Linked DNA regions of Mus musculus: region 1 is linked to region 2. The links are chromatin loops, found by intact Hi-C in ENCODE. Cell type or tissue: left cerebral cortex. All regions are shown on one strand. Each heading gives the region's core, and the rest is flanking DNA. Links, peaks and the distances in the headings are about the cores only. Region 1 holds the start of A930002C04Rik (RIKEN cDNA A930002C04 gene). Region 2 overlaps Rnf144b (ring finger protein 144B).

Evidence for each region. Peaks named below come from ENCODE experiments on the same cell type or tissue, not always from the same donor. Only the 100,000 strongest peaks of a DNase experiment are listed, where the experiment ranks them.
Region 1: a loop joins it to region 2, with 2.3 times the contacts of the local background. A loop is called at or near these places in 2 of 42 quality-filtered maps.

Annotation. Positions count from the first base shown.
Region 1 is chr13:47,148,476-47,159,054 of GRCm38, reverse strand. A930002C04Rik (RIKEN cDNA A930002C04 gene) reads left to right here and starts at 10,385. Exons shown (of 3, transcript NR_126083.1): 1 at 10,385-10,579. It also overlaps a transcript of Rnf144b not described here. In left cerebral cortex, for the core only: a CTCF peak has its summit at 6,519 (motif pointing left); DNase peaks (open chromatin) are centred at 4,089, 6,501 and 7,759.
Region 2 is chr13:47,240,817-47,251,395 of GRCm38, reverse strand. It overlaps Rnf144b (ring finger protein 144B), which reads right to left. Exons shown (of 8, transcript NM_001170643.1): 7 at 8,443-8,532; 8 at 3,405-7,035. The coding sequence ends at 6,895. Among named protein-coding and RNA genes, the nearest start is that of Gm52039, 8.5 kb to the right of the region's middle. In left cerebral cortex, for the core only: no CTCF peak of the experiment used is centred there; DNase peaks (open chromatin) are centred at 2,898 and 6,454; H3K27ac peaks cover 2,200 bases.

The sequences.
Region 1 (10,579 bases), core at 1,628-9,627, 92 kb after region 2:
TGGGTTTATTATTGCTTCCACATTATATAGTCAATGTGTCACTTATTGTGCCTCCTCGGGGCAATCACCCCTACCATCCCACCTTTGGTGGGCCACGACCGCTAAAGAGCGTGGAGTAAATTCCAGACTAAGACGAACACAAGACTCGATAACAGGAGAACGAAGAGCCACAGCAGATGAAAGCACAAGTCTGAATGACGCCCCTCGCCGCTCTCGAGAGCGACAAACCCTGCAGAGAAACCTCACTCAAGGTGCAATCAAAATAACACGTGCGCGCGCGCGGCTGCTATATGGAACCGTTCATAGAACCAGGCTTGGCAGTGCACACCTCGCAATCCCAGCATGCATCAGAAAGAGGCAGAAGGACTCCAAGGCCATCCTCAGCCGCAATCCCAGCATGCATCAGAAAGAGGCAGAAGGACTCCAAGGCCATCCTCAGCCGCAATCCCAGCATGCATCGGAAAGAGGCAGAAGGACTTCAAAGCCATCCTCAGCCGTAATCCCAGCATGCATCGGAAAGAGGCAGAAGGACTTCAAGGCCATCCTCAGCTACATAGTCAACTTGAGGGCCTGTCTGGACCACAGGAGATGCTGTCTCAAACAATTACACCAAAAAAGCAAAATGTAAATTCTGTTTGCCCATTTATAGTACCACTGTTATTTGGCCGCTATTGTTTGCTTGGTTTTTGAGACAGGGTTTCTCTGTGTAGCCTTGGCAGTCCTGAACTCTCTCTGTAGACCAGGCTGGCCTCCTGATTGTCTCCACCTCAGGAGTGCTGGGATGTTACAGACCAAAAAAACAAAAACCAACTCTTAGGTAGAACAAAGTCACCTGGCTAGACTTAGCTGATGATGCTAATAGTTCAAGTCTTAACTAACCCAAGTTTTTGTGGGTTTTTTTTTTTATCATAAATCACCAATGTAAACTAGGATCTTATTGGTCTACTTATCTTCTTTATTTTACTTCATTTATTTTTATTTAGTTTTGTGGGGTTTCTTTTCTTTCTTTCTCTCTTTCTCTCTCTTTCTTTCTTTCTCCCTTTCTTTCTTTCTTCCTTTCTTCTCTCTCTCTCTCTCTCTCCCTCTCTCTCTCTCTCTCTCTTTCTTTCTTTCTCTCTTTTTTTAAATTGGGTCTCATGTAACCCAGGCTAGCTTCAAACATACTCTCTAGCTCAGGCTGATCTGAAACTCCTGATTCTACTGTTTTTACCTTCCAAGTGCTGGGATTACGGCAATACCTCACCTGGCTCTTGTTTGTTTATTTAACAAGTCTTTATGTTGATGTAGTTACTTTGGTCTCAGCTGTGCTATATGTCCTGTTTAAGGCAGACCACCCCACCATCAGCAAGCTTTTGCAAAATCCTAAATCAATGGCTGGGCACAGATGGGGAAGTGGAAAGATGCGAGACTTGAGTCTCTGTTATAGCTTCATGCGGTTTGGGGAGTCCCAGCTTCCCAGGCTCCATGGCCAAAGGAAGATAAACTCTACAGCTGGAAGGCTCAAAAGGAGTGGGGGATAATTAAATACACTCCAGCGCTCGGCTCCCGGATCTTCCGATGGACGCGCAGCAGAGTTAAATGCACCCAATGGACTGGACCCAAACAAAATGCCTTTCCAAAGCTCGGAGGGCATCCAAGGATTGGCGCATTAACAAAATGCATTTGTATAAAACAAATATAGGAAAGAAAGTGGGGAAAGGAAAGGGACCAAATGCAAACAAAGGCTGAAATGCTGAGGTCCGAGATGAGCAGCCCCACACCCTTGCCCTGCCTGATTTCTCTCCACTCCTCACAAAAAAAAAAGAAAGAGAGAGAGAGAGAGAGAGAGAGAGAGAGAGAGAGAGAGAGAGAGAGAGAAAGAAAGAAAGAAAGAAAGAAAGAAAGAAAGAAAGAAAGAAAGAAAGAAAGAAAGACAAACCCCACAGCGGTCACCTAATTTCTCCCCACCGTCAATAACAGCTCCTGAGCCGCTGACTGCCATCTGGAAAGGCTCTTAGAACAGCTTTGACCCCAAAGCATTGACTCCACCCTCCCTCTTGCTACTAGGCTACCAACCTTTCGAAAAACCAGCGTGTTTACCAGTACTGCAGGATGACAGATCTTGAACTGACCTCTGAGGAAAAGCCCCACAAGGCTTGCCCTTTCCACCCAGCAAAGGGATAGAGTGACCCAGAGGCAATAGATCAGGATGCTACAAACTCAAGGCTAGCAAGTTCTAAGCCAGTCAGGGATGCATAGGGGGAGTCTGTCTTTAAAACAAAAATCAGGGCCAATGAGATGGCTCAGCAGGTAAGGAAACTTTCTATCAAACCTGCTTACCTAAATTCAATCCCCAGGACCCCCCATCAGAGAAGGAAAACTGACTCCTTCAAGTCCCCTCTAACCCACACACATGTGCGACAATGCACAGACATGCACCACAAATAAACAAATAACGTCAACAAATAAGACGAGCAAGAAAAGCTAAGTGTGGCAGCTCAGGCCCGAAATTTCAGAATATAAGAGTCAGAGGCTGTAGGATTAGGAGTTCAAGGTCATGCTTGGCTTCATAACAAGTTCAAGGTAAGCCTAGCCTAGGTGAGACCCTGTCTTTAAAAAAAAATTACAACAGAGGGCTCTTTGAGATCCCATTTTCCTCTGCCAGCACTTAACTTTAAATAAGTAAACAAACAAACACCTGGTGCTAAGTCTCCCAAAGAAAGGGTTCTGTCCTTCGCTCCACGGCCTCCTGTGAGCTGTAAGGTGGCCACAGGCACGAGAAGGCAGAAACTAGACCTATTCTTCCCTAGTTGAGATAAACTGTAAACAAGTCCATTTTCCTTTATCACGGGGAACTATGTAGCAGTTTTAAGGAGCCTGAGTGTCTGGCATCTATCTCTGAGCATGGCACAATTTTCTTGCTATTTAAGAGAATTATATCAAATTGTACTTTGTGGGGGGAGAGGAAACACTGGTTAAGTAGTTGTTTAAAAGTCCAGAACAGGGGGCTGGAGAGATGGCTCAGTGGTTATGAACACTGGCTACTAGTCCAGATGTCCTGAGTTATTGGTTCGCAAGCATCTACAACAGGATCTGATGCCCTCTTCTGTCATGCAGGCATACATGCAAATATAGTACTCATCTACAAAAATAAATTCTGTAACTCCAAGAACCTCACGCAGACATACATGCAGGCAAAAATCCCATACATATAAAATAAAAATAAACAAATTCAAAGGAAAAGGAAATAAAAATGCTATATTTGAGCATTTTCTAAAATCACACTTCTTACAGAATACTCTTTGTGTCTCCTTTTGTAAAAGAAACATCACTGGGAGCAAGGACTAACCGTTCCTTAACTTCTAAATGAGCGGGACATGCTGGAGCATCCGGGAGGCAGAGACAAGTGGATCTCTGTGAGTTCAAGGCCAGCCTGGTCAACACAGTGAGTTCCAGGAGAGCTAGGACCACAGAATGAATCCCTGTCTCAAAAAAAAAAAAAAAATCTAAATGTGATTATTTACATTTTGTGTAAGTTACACACACAATCACACCCACAGTTCCTTAGTAATGAGAGATAAACAAGGCAACCTTTGCTTTTGGCCTGGAGATACCATCTCATTACTTAAGGAAGTCAATTAAAGCACAGATTCTGAGAGACACTGAACACGGAACTGTGACAGCAACAGCATAGCTCCTTAAACCCTGACACCACACAGTAACCCAGTCCCTGTAAACGATGCTTAAGACCAGGGCGTTTCTAAGCTAACAGCGGTGCTGCTTTTCCCCAGTACACAGACAGACTTAGCCTGCTGGGCTGGAAGAATGAAACTGGGTTTAAAGGGTAAATTGTTAAGTGTGTGTACAGTGTGGTGAAGGACTGGAAGTTGGGACATGGAAAAAATGAAAGCAGTGAAGGTAATTCACTTACCAGAAAAAGATTTTATAAAACACAATCAACTCATTCAATGAAAACAATGCAGAATTAGGTCAGCTAGGCTGAACACATAATCCGGAATTAGGTCAACAACTTGGACCTAGAAACCTGCTTCCTGTGTCCTGACTCCACAGAATCTGGTCAATGCTTGCTTTCTCATCCACTGGCCTGCTGCTCAAGAGCTGGAGAAGAACTACATTCAGATGAGGCCCGTTGCCTGTGAAAGGTGAATGAATGACTGTGAGACCCACCCCGCAGCCACCGGGAGTCCTAGCAGGAGCAAGTCACAGCTGAACAGAACATAAACTGTACAGAGTCGGTGTGTTTTGCGGGTGCTCAGTTCTTGGAAACTTCTAGGTCTGCAGAGAGGAGAAGATGTACCAAACCTGGCTGGCACCACTCCCTTCAAACCTCCAGGTGGGTTAGGGACAGCTTCTGGGTGGTCCCCGACCTGGTCCTGCATGCAAGACTAGCCAGAACAAAGCTGGCTCCTTCGTCCTTCCTTTTCTTAGGTGCCGAGGCTCGTGTGACATCTATTCTAGTCCGCTGTGTACGTGGTCCCAAGCATCTTCCTGGGTCCTGCCTCTCCTCCTCGGACCCTTTGTACTGTAACCTAGCCGTCCCCCAGGCTGGGCAAGCATTCTGCCACTGAGGTGTTTATCTCCAGCCCATCCTGTTTCTACTCCATGATTCCTGCTTCCTAGGGCTGGAAAATCCGAGTGCTCGAATTCGCATTAAGGTGCGGATAGCAGACAGTGTCTCTTTGCGCCTCCACCCGTGTTCTCTCCTTGCTAAATTATACCAATCTCCACAGCTCTGCACTGGAGGGCATTACGGAGAATAAATGGGGGCACAGGTTTGGATTGGAGGGCTGCTTTCCTGACGCCCCATCAGCTTGCTGGGAAGCGGTGATCACATGTAGCAATACACGTGGCCCTTCTGTCCCACGAGGTAGAGGAAGTGGCTCAGCTGGCCGGATGGCTCCGGGGGTAAAGGTGCTTGTGGTTTGTAAGCCTGGAGACCTGGGTTCAGTCCCTGACACTCACATAAACTTGGAAAGAGAGAAAGTCACAAAATTGTCCTCTGGCTTCTAACACTCGATGGGACACTTACCCACCCACACCTCACACACTCATACATCACACATCTCATTCACACACACACAGACCTGCAACGGGTTATTGAAATTTTCACAGAATTAGCAATGTAAACCTCTTCTTTATGTCTACATAAGACGGGAGGAGGCCTTCCATTAACAGTCTGGGTTAACACACAAAGTGAATGTGTTTTTTATGACATCTTTGTACATAAAGTGTCATTACCTGTTGGTCTCCTTCATCCTCCACTGCTGCACGCCCCTCCCCCACTTCTGCTTTTTACTACATTTTTTCCATCATGCTAATCTCCCTCCCCACTTAAGATATCTTCTTCATGACACCTACTTCACTCCATACATAATGCAATGTAATATTAAGTCTAGGTCCTATATATAAGAGAAATTGCAATATTTAAGATGGGAGATATAAAACGTCATCAACCGCCACTGACTGCCATACTTACTTTTCAAAAGAGGTGATTGTTTGCTAGCAATTTCCTTTTTTTTTCCCTCCCATGTAAAGGCCACATTTTCAACACAATGTTTATTTCAGAAGTTGAACCAGTCAAGACCACCAATGCATTCTTTGGGGATTAGAAACTGTATAGCAACAAGAATCTACCAAACACCAGACCACGGAAGTCTGGCCTCAATTATAGGAGGGCAGCCGGGGTTTAAAATCTATTATGGAATGTTTGCCACGGATGTTCTGGTACTGTCAGGAAAGCCTGGAGAGACTTAATTCCAGATCTGGATTGACTTAGAGCTCCCTTCTAAGGAACCTGCTCCGAGGTTGTGAGGCAGTGTCTATATGAAAAAATTTCAAGCCATCCACAAAGAGTTGTTTACTTCCGGTGTAATAACACCAGGCCCATGTTCCACAGACTCTTTGATTTGAGCCAAAGATAAATTCAAGGTGTGGCACCTGCTGAGAGTCAACTGCACAGAATCTCTGGCCAGGAGAAAATTTCATATTCTCTTACCACTTTACAAAGAAACAGCCCCAGGAAGGCTTAAGATTTGCCCAGGTCTCAGAAGCGCCACACCCACAGGGCCACGGGACTTCACCAGGATGAATTAACTTCCATAACAAGGCAGCCAGAGTTCTCATTTACAATGAGAAAAATGGGTCCCTTCTGCGCTCAGGGCAGTACCAACATGCTAATTGCTAGTTCAACTTGTATTGCACCTCTGCATACAACAAACAACAAAACCTCAGTTAATGAAGACAGACCACAGCCCTGAGTTTATCCAACTTTAGGCGCTGCTGACTATTAAACAGAGCTAAACAACAGCGAGCTTACAACTTTCCCCCAGCAGGACAGGTAAAAGGAAGCGGACACATTGTTTCCAATCTGTTTGTGTGCTAGATATAGCAAAACTACTTGATTTGGATTTAAGCTTCTGTAAACAACTTCTGAGATGGGCAATAGCCACCAGGCACTGTCAGTAGGCACCTCGCTGTGTAAATGGCGAGCAGGATTCTTAATTATAGTCTACAGCGCCCTCTAGTGTTCCTATGCAAAAACTTCTTGCCATCCTTGAGTATGGTCTGGTTGCCCTCAATTAGGCCCAGTGTTCTATCTTCCTGTCTGGCTTACTGTTTCCCCGGATCTATATGTCTGTCTGTTTACTTTAATGGAAAACTGATACTAAGAGACGCAATAAAACAAGCCTGGATTCATTTACTAGCCTTCTCCTTTGTATTTTCTTTCCATCTTGGATTTGTCTCGTGTTGTGTGCGGCACACATGCAGTAAGCAGAGGTCGTTGCAGCATGTGAATAAACCTGAAAGGGGACGATGACTGGTTCCACTTCCCCCAACCCTCCACACTCAGTGGACGTAATGTTTCCAAGAACATCAAGCCACTTGCTTACAAGGAAGGGAGGGAGGGAGGGAGGGAGGGAGGGAGGGAGGGAGGGAGGGAGGGAGGGAGGAGAATCCACACACAAGGGATTCCAAGGACTGTACCAAGTGCAAGGGCAGCTCTGGTGGTGTGGAGAGCAATACCCTCCGCCTGCTGCCCTCCATCCTTCACATTCATCAACAAAGGTGTGCCATGATGGTCTGCGCTCAGCCCTACAAGACACATAGAACCTCCGAGGCACCGCTGGACGTTCACAGCATCCATGGGAAATCAAAGTGTAGAGCCATGCGATGTCCACAGGTAGAGGCTAAGGGTGCTTTGTGGGAGAATAGGGAAACATGTCTACACACCTGCTAGATCAGGCTCACCAAAAGGCTCACGTGCTAAAGACAAGGTTGGGTCTCAGCCTAGAATAAACCTCCGCTTCGTGTGAAACCTATCAGGAACCTTCAGCCCCTTCCATGCTGGTATCTGTCTGATGGCTATGGACCTAACAGCTCTAATAAATCTCATATACCACCCCAACCACACACACACACCAAAAAACCCAGTCCTTCTCAGTGCCTCCAGGGACCTCATTGATGGGATCTGCAATAGATCTTTTCCATAGCAATGAGCTCAAACACGGGAGTATATCCTGGTTAAGATACCAAGGTCTGAATTTCTGATTCAGCAAAGTTGCATATGAAATGGCTTGCCCCACCCCCACCCCCACCCCAGACCCACAGCCACAGGCAGGGAGGCAGGACAAAGTGACATCAGTAACCAAGTGCAAGCTCAGAACCACAGATGTGCTGAGAAAGCAATGGCCATTCACATCAAAAATGAGTCCCTATTTTGAGAACCCTGTCCTCAGAGTCTGCGGCTGATAGTCTGCAGCTGCGGAGTGGAGCGCGCTTACGCAACGCTCAGGCCCACGGATGGGTCTCTGGCAATGACTTTGCCAGTTTCTGATTTCAAGGCTTTGTGTTCACATAAAAAAGGGGGAACAGATGCGAATGTGCTTGCGGTGGAAGCGGAAGAAATGTACATAAGCAGTTGGCCGCTTCCAGTGTCCTGCGTACGTCACCCAAACTTCATCTGAAGATCAATTAACTCCAGCAATGACCTGCGGCCTCTCCTCAAACTCACGAAGCCTGGTGATGTTTTTTGGAGGTTGAGTCTATTTAAGATGAAACACTTGATGGTGTTATAGATCTTACTGCACTTTAGCAGTTCAACTTATCTTATTGTCAAGTTTATCTTATTTAATTATGTGCTTGTATGACCATAGGGATATGAGGGCTCTCTACGCCGCTGCCTCTCTCCAGTGTCAGGATTAAATTCCTAGAACACAAACCATTAATTCTGTCACCAGTACAACATAAAGACTTAAAGACAATTTAAGCTTCAGGTTGGAACCGTTTCTGAGAAAACCCAGGAACTTGGCCCTATTAAACTATCACAAGGATATCTGGGCAAAGGTGTTCATCGTGCAGCATGGCTGTTTAGTGATTGGCTCAAGGTGCAGAGGAACAGCTGGAAACACAGGTCCGCTGTGCGCACCAGCATTTAAAGGACGTGAAAAGCTCCCTCACCCCGCCCAAATGTTTGTCTTTTTAAGTCAGAGAAAATATAAGGATTTTTATTACATCATTGCTGTTGTTGGCTGGCAGGAACAGGGACGTGTTCATAAATATACATGTATATGGGAGTGAAAAAAAACCTATCAAGATACACACACTATACTTGCTTGTCTGTTTCAGAAATATGCTGCCATCCCTTGACCGTCCACAGCCCCGTCTGCAACTGCACGCCCCACCTCAAAGTCAGGTGGGTGAGCAGTTGGCTCTAAGAGCAGCTGGGAGGCCTGTACTTTCCTCTAGGTATCACAGGGTATGTTAACAATCTAATGAGGGATTTCTCACCTAGTTTTCACTCGCCAACCTCACAGCCCTCCCCCTCCCTCCACACACAAAATTGATAAACATTCCCGGGACAGCGCTGGCGGTCAAAGACCAGGTTGACAGTTACGTATTTGTACCAGGTAAGCGTGGGCCTGTGACCGGGAGGCTCAGCCTAACACAAGGTCGGGGGAAGAACAGCACAGATCCAAGAGGATGTAAAACTTCTAGAGGCATCCAGACTCCGCTGTACCCAAAGGCCTTCTGAGGGACAAGCCACTTGCTTTAGGTTTGGAAAAGACAAATAATTGCTCTCAATTGCTTTTTAAAATGAAGAGGCAGCTTTCAAAACTTTCCAGTGAGCTCTATGAATAATGAACCGGTCCATCCTCGCACTATAAAACTCTGTGGGCCGGGCATGGTGGCGCACGCCTTTAATCCCAGAACTCGGGAGGCAGAGGCAGGCAGATTTCTGAGTTTGAGGCCAGCCTGGTCTACAGAGTGAGTTCCAGGACAGCCAGAGCTACACAGAGAAACCCTGTCTCGAAACAACAACAACAACAACAAAACAACTCTATGGAAGCAGAATGAAGGTGATTGGGTTGGTATTGATACCCGTGTGCCGCAAAATAGAAAAGCGTCAGCTAGGAAAGGGCTAGTGTACTGTAATCTGGGTGTAATCGCGCGTTTATTTTTGGTATAGACCTTGTATAGTTACATATTTTTCCTATTCACTGAAACAGTTCAGCAAGGAGGAAGGGATAGAAGGAAGGGATGACAGGAGCTACAGAACAGAAGTAAGCTGTTCTAGGGAGGTACTGCACCAAAGAGCCACTGCAGATAACAGCTGGGTACGTCTTAAGCCTTAAGGAAACGGAAGATGTGGAGGCTGGGAAAATGGCTTGGAGGTTAAGAACACTTGCTCTCACAGAGGACTAAGCATTCCCACCAGATGGCTCAGAACCACTCATGACTCCAGTTCCAGGGGATCCAATGCCCTCTCCTGGCCTCCCTCCCTGGGCACCTGCACACTTGTGTGCGCGCACAAATACAGTCACATAGATAAAAGCCAAATAGACCATTAGAAAAGGAACTGATGACTGAGCACACTAATACCTAACCTGATTTAAATACGTAATAGAAACACTTATTAAATGACCGTATAGGACCCCAATGGCTATGAACAATTTTTACAATCTGTAATCAGTGAAGTGACCTTAGTTCTGATTTTCTCTGGGCTGTTGAGTTTCACTGGTCTTCGTTTTCTTCCTTGGGTGCTTATATCTTGCTTGTTGGCTCAGAGAGGCTGCTTTGTAATCAGAAGTTATTCTATAAGCAATACTACTTTGAATAAATGAGTAAGCTACACCATTCTGCAAAGAGAGGAGGAGGGGGAGGGGCGTAAGTGTTATCTTCTCATTTGCTCGCTCATTCATCCTTTCGTGGGTGTGAGCGCGAGCGCGCTAACTATAGACTGTGGAGGTGGTTAAGAAAATAAGCAGAACTCTAGGTAGAGTCATCGGAAAAAGCCTGCCTGCAAAAGCAGCTACAGCTAAACTCCTACAGAATTAAAGCCAACCAACCCCGTGAAGAAGAGGGAGGGAGAGGCCGCATAGGCCCTGGTATACACGTGACCAGTGGCTGGGACTCAGGAAGAAAGAGGTGGAGTGGAACTGTAGGGAAGGGAATTAGAGAGATAAGCAAGAATCAATTCCTTCTAGAGTGCGAGAGACCATGTTTAATTTCAAGACGAGACTGTAACGTGGAACAAGAAGTCATCCGATTTACAGTTTAAGCTGACCGATCTTACTGCGTA
Region 2 (10,579 bases), core at 1,654-9,653:
GCCCTCATCCACAGCTATGTAAAGTATATGACTTCCTGCTTAAGGAGCCTCACTGCAGAATGGAAAGTTTTAATCTCAGAGGAAACTGTTACACAACACTAGTTCAACATTCTCCACCATACAGCAATGTGAGCAATGCCTTGTGGCTCTCGCCCTTCCTACCTCTCTAACCAACTCCAATTAGAAGAGTGCTTCTCAGCCTTCCTAACTCTGCTACCCCTGACTTCAGTTCCTCATGTTCTGATGACCCCCAACCATAAAATTATTTTTGCTACTACTTCAAAACGGTAGTTTTGCTACTGATATGATTCAGAATGTAAATATCTGATACGCAGATGGTCTTAGGTGACCCCTGCACGATCCACAGGTTGAGAACCACTGACTTGGAAGCACCCTGACATTGAGGATTTCAGCCAGTCCTCCTGACCTGACCTAATGACACTGTGTAATGAACAGTTACCCCCACATCATAGCAGCAGTTAGGAGTAGAGCCAAGCTGGACCTGAAGCCTTCTGATTGCAGGTAGGGTCATCTGTCCTCATCCTACACCTCCTGGGGTTGGCAGAGGGCAGAGAAGACAAACATATTGTGACACCGTATTTCCCAGCCCTCTTCCAGGATCCCAGGATCCATTGTCCCTGTTGTGTCAAAGTCCCAACTCCAGGCTGGAACTCTGAACAAGCCACACTGATGCTAGGGCCTCTGGGTGGACTTTAAAAGTTTGTTTGCTCTTAAACAAATTGGCTTGGGTTCAAATGGTAAATTCAAGCTAATCAATAATCAGTTTTATAATTCACCTCAAGGAAACCTAATATTTATTTGAATGTATGTGATAGTATTCATGTCAGCCACCCCCCCCCCCATGCACTCCAATCACTAAAAGAAGATACATAGCCTTGAATCATGCCAGCCAACACAGAGCTAGAAGATGGACTTAGCTTCTTCATCAAGTGCCTGGTCTGACTTTAATTATACAAATAAAAAATTATACAACTACAAAGTGGGGGGCACAGAGCAGTTTTGCGGTTCTTGGGGAAGCATTGTTCTTGTTCCTTTGGGTGGAAGGAATAGCTGGAACCAACCAGACTGCCCTTAAGATAATGGTGGGAAAACAGGGCAGAAGGGAAGGAGAAGTTTCAAGGAGAAACAAAGAATTTCACCATGACAGGCCTGCAGCCATGACTGTTAAGAGACTAATCAGAACGAGCTCATCCCAAAGCTGCCTTTCCAGAGGTCAGTGAGAGAGATCGCCCAGACAGCCAGAGTGAAGCTGCTGGTGTGCTTCGGGAGGCTAGGAAGACTATCCGGTGGGTTTGTTTGACGAAACTCATCTGTGTGCTATCCACACAAGAGAGCCACCACCATGCCCAAAGCCATCAGTTGGCTCACCAGGTGGAGAGAGAGAGAGAGAGAGAGAGAGAAGAGAGAGTGCGCTTGGGTGAAGGTGGTTTTCATAGCATTTGGTAGTAAATTCCATGAAATGCTATGTTTTAATTTGTGACTTTTGGGGGAAGATGTTTCTTCCCGATGTACTGTGTTTGAATTTAAGTCACTCTAATGTTTGCTCAGGATGAATGTGAAACAGTCTGTGACTGCTCACAGACCTTAGTGAGCACAGCTTATCAACTCTGGCTGTTGTCAACTCAGGAGAGACAAGCTGCCATGCACAGAGGGGATGAGGAATAATAGTTTTTGCTTCTGCCGGTGCATGGCTGTGAATGTTTTGGCTCGATGTTAAGGTACTAAAATTGATAAGCAATGTGCAGAATTCTATTGCAATAAACCTGGTTACAGCCTGGGGGACAAGAGCAAAACTGAGGATCAATTGAGAAAATTGAGAACCACTGTTGGGGATTGGTTCTAATGACGGGATGAGGGGTGGGCTGGATATATATATTTGCAGTTATAGTCAAAAATTCCATGTGTGACAACATTCCCAGAGTTGATGGTATCTGTGAGATCAAGCCCACCCCTCATCCCCTTATCCCTGAGGCTCATCTGGAGAAGGCCAGAGACTTTAGTACAGAAATAACAAGGTCATGTACATGAGTAATATATAAAGTACATATGTAAGCACATATATATATATATATATATATACATATATACATATGCACCTATATAAGTACATAGATAAAACCTATGCCTCCATTGAAACAGATAATTAAGAGTGTGCGTCTCCTCTTAGACTCATAGATTTGGCAGTCGGGCCTGGAGAGTGCACTGGAATCCTTTCAGGAGAGCTTGTGTTCTTTTTCTGGTTGCCATTCAATGTCTGAGCCTTGAGTCCCACTGCTTGTTCTAGAAATGGAATATGGATCATCTCATGGGAAGGTTCTCAAAGTTCTTTCCTTTATGTAAAAATAAGAAAAATTATAATTCCTCAAAGTTATAATGATTATAAGGAACACCATTTCTTTCTCATAATCTAGAGTTGGACCTAACGATAAAATGGATTTACTATCTAGCAAGAGAAGATAACCGAATTGCAGAAAAACCTAATTGTAATTCTTCTGTAGATTCACTGGGTGCATAATTTACATTGCAGCACATTTGCTGGTTAGGGCACTGATTAAACTTGGTGCTGGGTGAAACAGTTCATTCAGTGTTTCTTTGGAAATGCAAATGGAAGCTTAGCAAACAGCAAGCACACTTTGGAAATTCAATAATGCTGACATTCTAGGAGATGATTTAAAAAATTAAGAAACTATAACCCCAAATGTTTTACATGGTCTCTCTGCTCCCCCCACACCCCAAACTGAATTACAAAATGAATTTTAAATAGTCAGTTGATTGCAAATGTCAGGGTGTTACTGTAAGGGGAATATAACACTTAGCAAAAAGGCAACACCAGTACAAGAAAGCGAGCCTTCAGACCCGCAGAGACACAAGACCCAGCTGTTGCCCAAGTTCTGGCCCTCGGCCACAGGGGAGTCCTGCCTTGAATACTAATGGCAAGGTGATGGTCAGAAGATACTGCTCTCCTGGAATTCGTTTCTTTAAAACTCATAACAAGCAAACGTAGCCTTCTAAGAGATTTTATGAAGGTTAGGACTGATCTTAGTGCTCAGTCTATGCCTCGTTTCTCCTGAGCTCTCCTTTGACACAAAGCTGTGTTTTGTGGGGTGGTTGTTTAGAATGGCCAAAGATATGTCACTGCTGATCGTGCCTCTGGGTGATGGTCAACCCCTGTGTGGTGCTGACGTGGACCACCCCACACAGAAGGATGAAGTCTGCACTCAGCATTGCACTTCTGTTTCTTCAAGAAACGTGATACCAAGAATCACTACCAACACGTAAATTTGGGTTGTATTCGTAAATCCCGAGCCTGGGGTTTCAGAGTGATTTAGTTGTTTCTTAGAGACTAAAACCGAACTCTGTACAGAACAAAGGCTAACACGTTTGGTTTCCTGCTCACATTTATTGGGGCTAAAGAGACTAAAACAGTTAATTTTCTTCCCAAAGACTTGGAAATCTATATAATGCGACAGTAAATTTAAGTAAGCACACAACAAAACTTCCTGGATCGTGAACCAACAGGAGGTGTGATAGCCTGTAGATATCAATTCAGACAGCTTTACAAAGTGCCATTCCTCTAAGGCATTCCTGTGGTCTCACAGCCAGATGTTCACATCCACAAAGGCATCTCTTCACCGACAGAGAGATAGGTTGTTCAGGAGCAGTGGGCGCAGGAGGCGAAAGCAGCACACACTTAGTTATTGAGTCATTTCAAAGAGGAAATTTGGCGTTCCAAGAAACAGTTTTGTACATCCAAAAAAAAAAAAAAATCAATGAGAATTTTCCACTTGGACGGGGAAGATTATTTTGTGCTGCAGACAACAAGAAAATCCAAGCCGACTTATTTGCTTTCCAAAGGCCACTTTCAAAGTACAGATTTCAAGTCCAGAACAAATACCCACACTGTGAACAAACAGGGTGGCTAAGACGCTATCTAACATTTGCTTTCATAATGGCTTTCTTCCTCTCTTCTCTAACTTGTTCTAAGAGGAGAACCCCAGCGGCAGGCTCTGGAAGCTGTACCTTTGCATCCAGTGAGATTTCTGGAAGGTGGGTTGTTACACCCAGGTGTGAACCTGGTGGGCTTTGTCACAGCCAAACGCTTGCTATAGGAACCCTTCCTGAAGCAGGAGGAGGAAGCTGAGGGACAGGTAAGTAAAGCCGTCAGGGGCTAATTACCCAAAACGAGGACACCAGGACACCGGCCTTTCCCGGCACAGTTGCCACCTTGTATCTTTGTAAACAAAGTCAGTTGGGCTGGTATTGCGCCCTGCGATGAGCCAGAGCTACAGACACTTGGGTTCCATCTACCAAAGTAGATTCTGACACACTCTCTCACACACATTTTGCTATATGATGAAAAAGACACCATTATTCAGGCACTTTGCAACATTAAAAAAAAAATCCAGTTATGTAAAATCAGTTTGACAAACAACCCCCCCCCCCACCCGCCGCCCCAAGCTGAAAAATAAATTCAAAACAAATGCTTTTATAAAAAATCTCTGAGAAGGCGATTTCCCTCAGTTTCGCCGGGGAAATCGCCCAGGCATTTGCCTCCGTCTTTACTCTAAATCCACTCACAGCAGCTTCTACTTCGGAGATAACAGCATTTCAGGTTACATGAAATCGGCCCCACTTAGAACCAGGCAGGCCTGGAAAATTTACTGAGGGTGGTGCTTGGTGTCACTGTTGACATCCGTGCAGAGAAATCCAATTTCAGTTGAGCTCCTGTAATCCCCTGAGCTGTGACAAATGCCCCTCGCCTCAAGGGAGGAAGGTGACTATGTGTGCAGGTCCGCCACTCAGATGTCATTTATATTCAGACTAATATGAAATACCCTTTCAAAAGAGAGGTTTGTTTTTCCTGCTGTAACTGAAGACATTCACCAGAAGACGGAGCCACTTTATATGGAAGATTTTCTAATAAATGATTGAAAGGATTTGGGCTGGTTGCCATTCAGAAGTTTTCTAGAGTTCTATGTTTTATACAAACTGTGACTAAAAAAAGCACGTGGCCAGGGAATGTTCTGTACAGACATCAGATGCTAATGTACACATGTGATCCCCTGAATATATACATGCCCACTTAGGATACATTCCACCGCACATGTGATCCCCTGAATACATACATGCCCACTTAGGATACATTCCACCGCACATGTGATCCCTTGCATATAGACATCTCCACTTAGGGATACATTGCACTGCAGAGGCAAGGCTGATGATAACAGGTCTTTGATAACAGATCTAAAATAGCAGCAGTTTAACAATCTAGTCACCTAGTTACCGGGGGAAACAGAACAGGCCCTGAATACTCTCCCCGGCTTCCAGGAGAGGTCTCTGTTAACGTGGAACACACACAGTTCTTATGAAGCACCGGGCTGCTTTGCTAATGGCAACTGTATACTGCTAGAGGAAAAATATGCTCATCTTTTCAAAACCTATTTGCTGATTAATTGTATAACAGGCAGGATGTATCACACTGAGGTGACACAAATCCCAGCAACTGAAGACACCTGAACTGTTTCCATCCGATTGCTTGTTGTCACACGAAATTCTTGAGAGCACAGAAAGTACTCAGATTGTCTGGACAGCTCCTGGGAGACCAAGACTAAATTAGGCTGAGTGAAGAGCTGCTCTACATTGTGTCTGAAAGTATGTAAATAACCTGAATATCACTTTACAGAGGCATAAAACCGCACTAGGGGTTGTTGTAAAAGACTTTTGAGTCTACCCTCTTGAGTAAGTTAGGAACTTTATAACAAAAATTCACATGTGTACTAAGTAAATAAAACCAACCCCCCCCAAAAAAAAACCCCTCTTATGCTGATAAATATATCATTTTAGTCCTAGAAAGGGAAAAGGTCTTTTAAAATAATCTTATTTTGTGTTATCCATTAAATATCTACACATGTGCCCAGCTGGAGTCACATGGGCTCTATATGTGTGAATGGACTACAGTGTCTACTGTTGATGCACACTGTCTGGTCCAACTCCTGATCTGTTGGGAATATGACCACAGAGCCCAAGAAAGGACCCTGCTGTCTACAAGGAAAGCTTTGGAGCTTTCCCCTTTCATCCCGTAGAAAACGCTTTTTAGAGACCACAGCTGCTGGCTGACTGTGAGCGGTGAACACTGGTTCACCTTAGAAGAATAACATCTGCCAAACAACAGACACTGAATGAGGCCATGTTGCCTTACAAGTTACAACCTCTTCCTGGGAAGGGACAACTCCCTCTGAACGGCAGTTTCTCCTGCCTGGAGATGAGATCACACGGGGAGAGAGCTGCTATGTTTCTGCCAAGTCACTGTGGAAACGCTAAGAAGTGCACACGCGGTAGCCAGCATAGGCATGCCAGTCAGTGTGTCAGCTCCTGAGATAAGCAGCGGCTCCACTGCTCACAGAACGTGTTATTATGCAGTATCATCCTTCCCTCCGGCTCTGGGCCTCTGCCATGTGTCTTGTGGCAGTGGAACCAACACAGACGTTTGCTCAGTTTGCAATGCTGCCAAGTGCGGCAATACCGCCATGACTACAGTGAGTATTCACCCAGGCTCCTTGGTTTGGATGGAAGATGAGCAGCCTGGTGGGATCCTTTGGAGGGTAAGATGGTGATGTTTTAGAGTCTCCCAGGCTAAAGCAAAGTTCCCAACCTGCTCCACAGACACAGTCCGGACTGTGGGGCTGCTTCTTGATACACAGGCACACTCATGCCCCGGTGCGTGGCCTTTTCCAACACCGAATGCTTTCAGGTAGGTTCAAAGTCTGGGCAGAGGCACTTCCAAAGTTTGGCAAGGAGAAGGAGGCAAGGCTGCTAAGTGGGGCTTTTACCAATGTGCTGTCTCATGTGACCCGGATGTCTGCGCAGGTGACTTTAGGTTGTGGATGGATCATGCTTTTTCTTCTTGCCGCGACAGGACTTGCAGACACAGCAGATTATACAGGGAGAGGCCAGGAGCAGCAAGGGTGAGGTCACCAAGGCAATGACACCTAATCCCACAAGGATCCCCACTACCTGGAAATTGAAGAGAAAACCCTATGTCAGCAGGTATGTCATCTGAGATGTATACATTCCCCCAAGTGTAACAACAGCCTCTACAGTCTGGATGCTGTGCCCACCCTGCCATGCCTGTCGAAACCCTAATACTCAGTGCGATGGCACTTGGAGTGGGGAGCCCTGGGTGACACTGTGAGACCCTGGTGACACTTGGGAGCCCAAGAGCTTGCCTCCATTCTTAGCTTTCTAGCATGGGAGAACACGGTGAGAAAGCTGTCATCTATGAACTGGGAAGAATGCTGTGAGTGTAACCTTCACGGCCAACTGTTCTGGATTCAGAGTCATCTAAGAGGCACACCTCTGCGTGGAGGGGGACATTTCCAGGCAGGGCTAACTGGGGAGGGAAGACTCGTGATGATGTTCCATAAGCTGGGCATTGGACTGACTGAATAACAAAATTTTAAAAAGAAGAAAGGCAGACCAATGCTATCCTATCCTCTCTCCCTGACTCCTGTTCTGCTGAGACATGAGGAGTCCCGACCTCAAGTTCCTACCACCATGAACTCTGCCATGCCCTCGCGGTCAGGACAGACTGTATCCCTTCAAACCATGAGCCAAATTATGCCCCTGCTTCTCTAAGTCCTGAGACAAGCAACCAACACAAGGACCCATTCGCAGACCCTGCCCACGCTGATACCTGGTCCTCAGACTGCCAGCAGCCAGGACAAGGATGAATCATCTCAGCTGTTTCAGTCACCCAGGCTATGATAATCTGTTAGGTGAATGGCTAGGATACTGTCTCAGGCAATTTTAGCAATGACATCGCTGGACACAAACTACAAAGGACTACATCGAGGGTGAGAGCAAACCAAATGTTAACACAAGCTGAACCATAAACTCTAAACTCTGAGCTGTGGCTGTTGGCTCGTTCTCTATTGGGGCTTCCTCAACAGTCTCACAGGGGCATTAATAATGATCATCGTTAGGATGTGAGCATTGGTTTCTTCAAAGGAAGCGTAGCCTTTGATAAACACAAAACACTATTAAAAAACAAACCACGATTCTCTTTGAACCTGCCACATAAACACACAATGGCATGTACTGAGGGATCTGAGGCCCTGCAGGAGCCCACAGCATTGGAGACTCTGCTTTGATGCTTAATATGCTCTAACTGCTTGTAGGAAACTCCTCCCATGTTTTGCAAGAGCAAAGAACAGGGGTATGTTCTTTGGCTGGTCACCCTAACGTTCTGCTCTCTGGTGCCTCTGTCCCTCAACAATTGTGCTCTTGACTTAACTTCAGGCCACAGCTCCATTGTTCTCTCTCTCCTCCTCCTCCTCCCAGAACCTCCCAGGAGGGCATGGGAAAGCAAGGAAAGCCATCCCAAGTCCAATGAATCTCACGTTCCCTTAAGGTGGAGCCTACCTGTGTTCGGTTCCACATTACCGATGCCCTCGAGTGGCCGAGCTTATTCCTGCATGGCCCTTTGTCATAGTGCCTGAGGAATATGTCATTCTGAAAAACAAAGAGAGGAGTTTCAGTCATCACACAATGTAGGGTGGAGAGGTGAGCATCAAGTGTGCAGTTCGCCTGATGCTATCAGTGACTTCCTCTAGGAATCCTGACAGGGGCAAAAGAACAAGGAATGACCTGCTCCACCATCTCAGGCAGGTAAGGGACGGTGAGCTCCGGCAGAGGTGTGCAATGGAATGGGAGAACCATAAGTCAGGAGCAAGCCTGGTGTGACCAATGCCAGCGACTGACAGGGGAAGCCAGTCACGAGGTAGAAAGAGAGTAATACACTAAATGAGGAAGCAGGAACAGGAATTATAGGAAAACTACTGAGGAGAAAGAAAAGAAATAACCCAGAGATGGACTTGTGGGTAAAGATGGACGTGCTGAACTTGACATCCAAACAACACACCCAGAGGCAGATCATTACTTATACCTGGTCTTCGAAGGAGGGGCCTGAATATCAGTTTACATAAAATGGGGGTGGGGCGAGTATCACAGAACTGAATAAGCTTGTGTAGAAGAAAAGTGGACTGAGGAGCAGATTTGTTCAGGGAAGACACGAACAGACAAGGAGTCTGGAAAAGACACTGAGGGACAGCCAGAAAGGTGAGGTCAGAGGAGCTAGGAGAAATGGCAGCTGGCCAAGATATCAAAATCTTGGGATATTGGGAAGTATACGGTCAGGATATGGCCGCATGGTCACTTGAGTGCCCAGTGCTAACTGGAGGAAGGCGGATATCAACAGCGAGAGGCAACTGGGTTCAATGGAAGCTTGGCTTGTGAAGAAGAGGGAGAGTAATCAGGGAGAGGACGACTGGTCAGCTTGAGAAGAGACCGGCTCCACCTGGAAACAGCACACGACAGACAGAACGAAATGGCAAAGGCGTACAAGAGAAGTTGAGATCACACGGAAGAGAGAAGACAACTGAAGGTGACAAGTCCCTGAGGCTCCATCTTGGCCTCTGACACTGCATGGCTGAACATGAAGCCAGGCGCAAACACAATGCCCAGCACACTCAGTCTCCGTTTGGGGCTGTCTCAGGCTTGGGCTTTAGAAAAACAATCCCCCTTTCTCTGTCCCAGGTTCTCAACCTTCCTACAAACACATCAATACCATGTGGCATAGAACACGGCCCTGTAGAGAGACTCCCTTGTGTGCTGTGTGGAAGCATCACCTGTCAACAAAAAATTGATGGCCTGCTAGCAAAAGGTGGGAAGCAGAAGGTGGGGTTTCCAGTGAAGAGATAGGAACTCTGGGAGTTAGTTAGTCAGGCGCAGGAAGATTTGCCCTGGACTCTGAGGAAGTCTGATGTATGACACTGAGGAGTGGTAACTAGCCGTGTGGCAGACATAGAATAGAATAAATGGGTTGGTAAGCTGCCAGCCCAAGCTTACTTTATTCATACATAAATAAGCCCCTGGGGTGTTTATTTAGGAACTGGGGTGCAGGTGGAAAAGCCCGAGGTGACACTGCCCCACAAGCCAATGCCCTCATCTGAGAATATGCCTATACAGAATCTGGCAGTAGGTAAGCCTGTGCGGGTACTTCCTTAATTAGTGATTGATCATGGGAAGGACCGGCCCTTGATGGTGCCACCGTTGGGGTGGCAGTCCTGCATTCTATAAGAAAGCAGGCTGAGCAAGCCATGAGGAGCAAGCCAGTCAGTAAGCAGCGCCCTGCCATGGCTTCTGCATCAGCTCCTGGCTCCAGATCCCTGTCTCTCGTGAATTCCTGCCCTGACTTCGCCTGATGATGTGGGAGAGTAAGCTGAATAAACCCTTTCCTCCCTCTCCGAATGTCTGTGGTGTTCCATCACAGCAATAGAAACCCTACCGAAGACGAGCGTGACTGAGGTCTTACACCAATATGAACACACATTATAGCTTCAGACAGGGGTATCCGTAAACAGCTTGTGCCACCTCAAACTTTAAAAGACTGAGACTGGAGGACACCCTTGTTACCCACCGTCCCACAGCTGAGATCACTGTTCACTTTGGCAGAATTTGGGAAGACACACTCTTGGGTGGAGAAGGAGACTAAGCAACA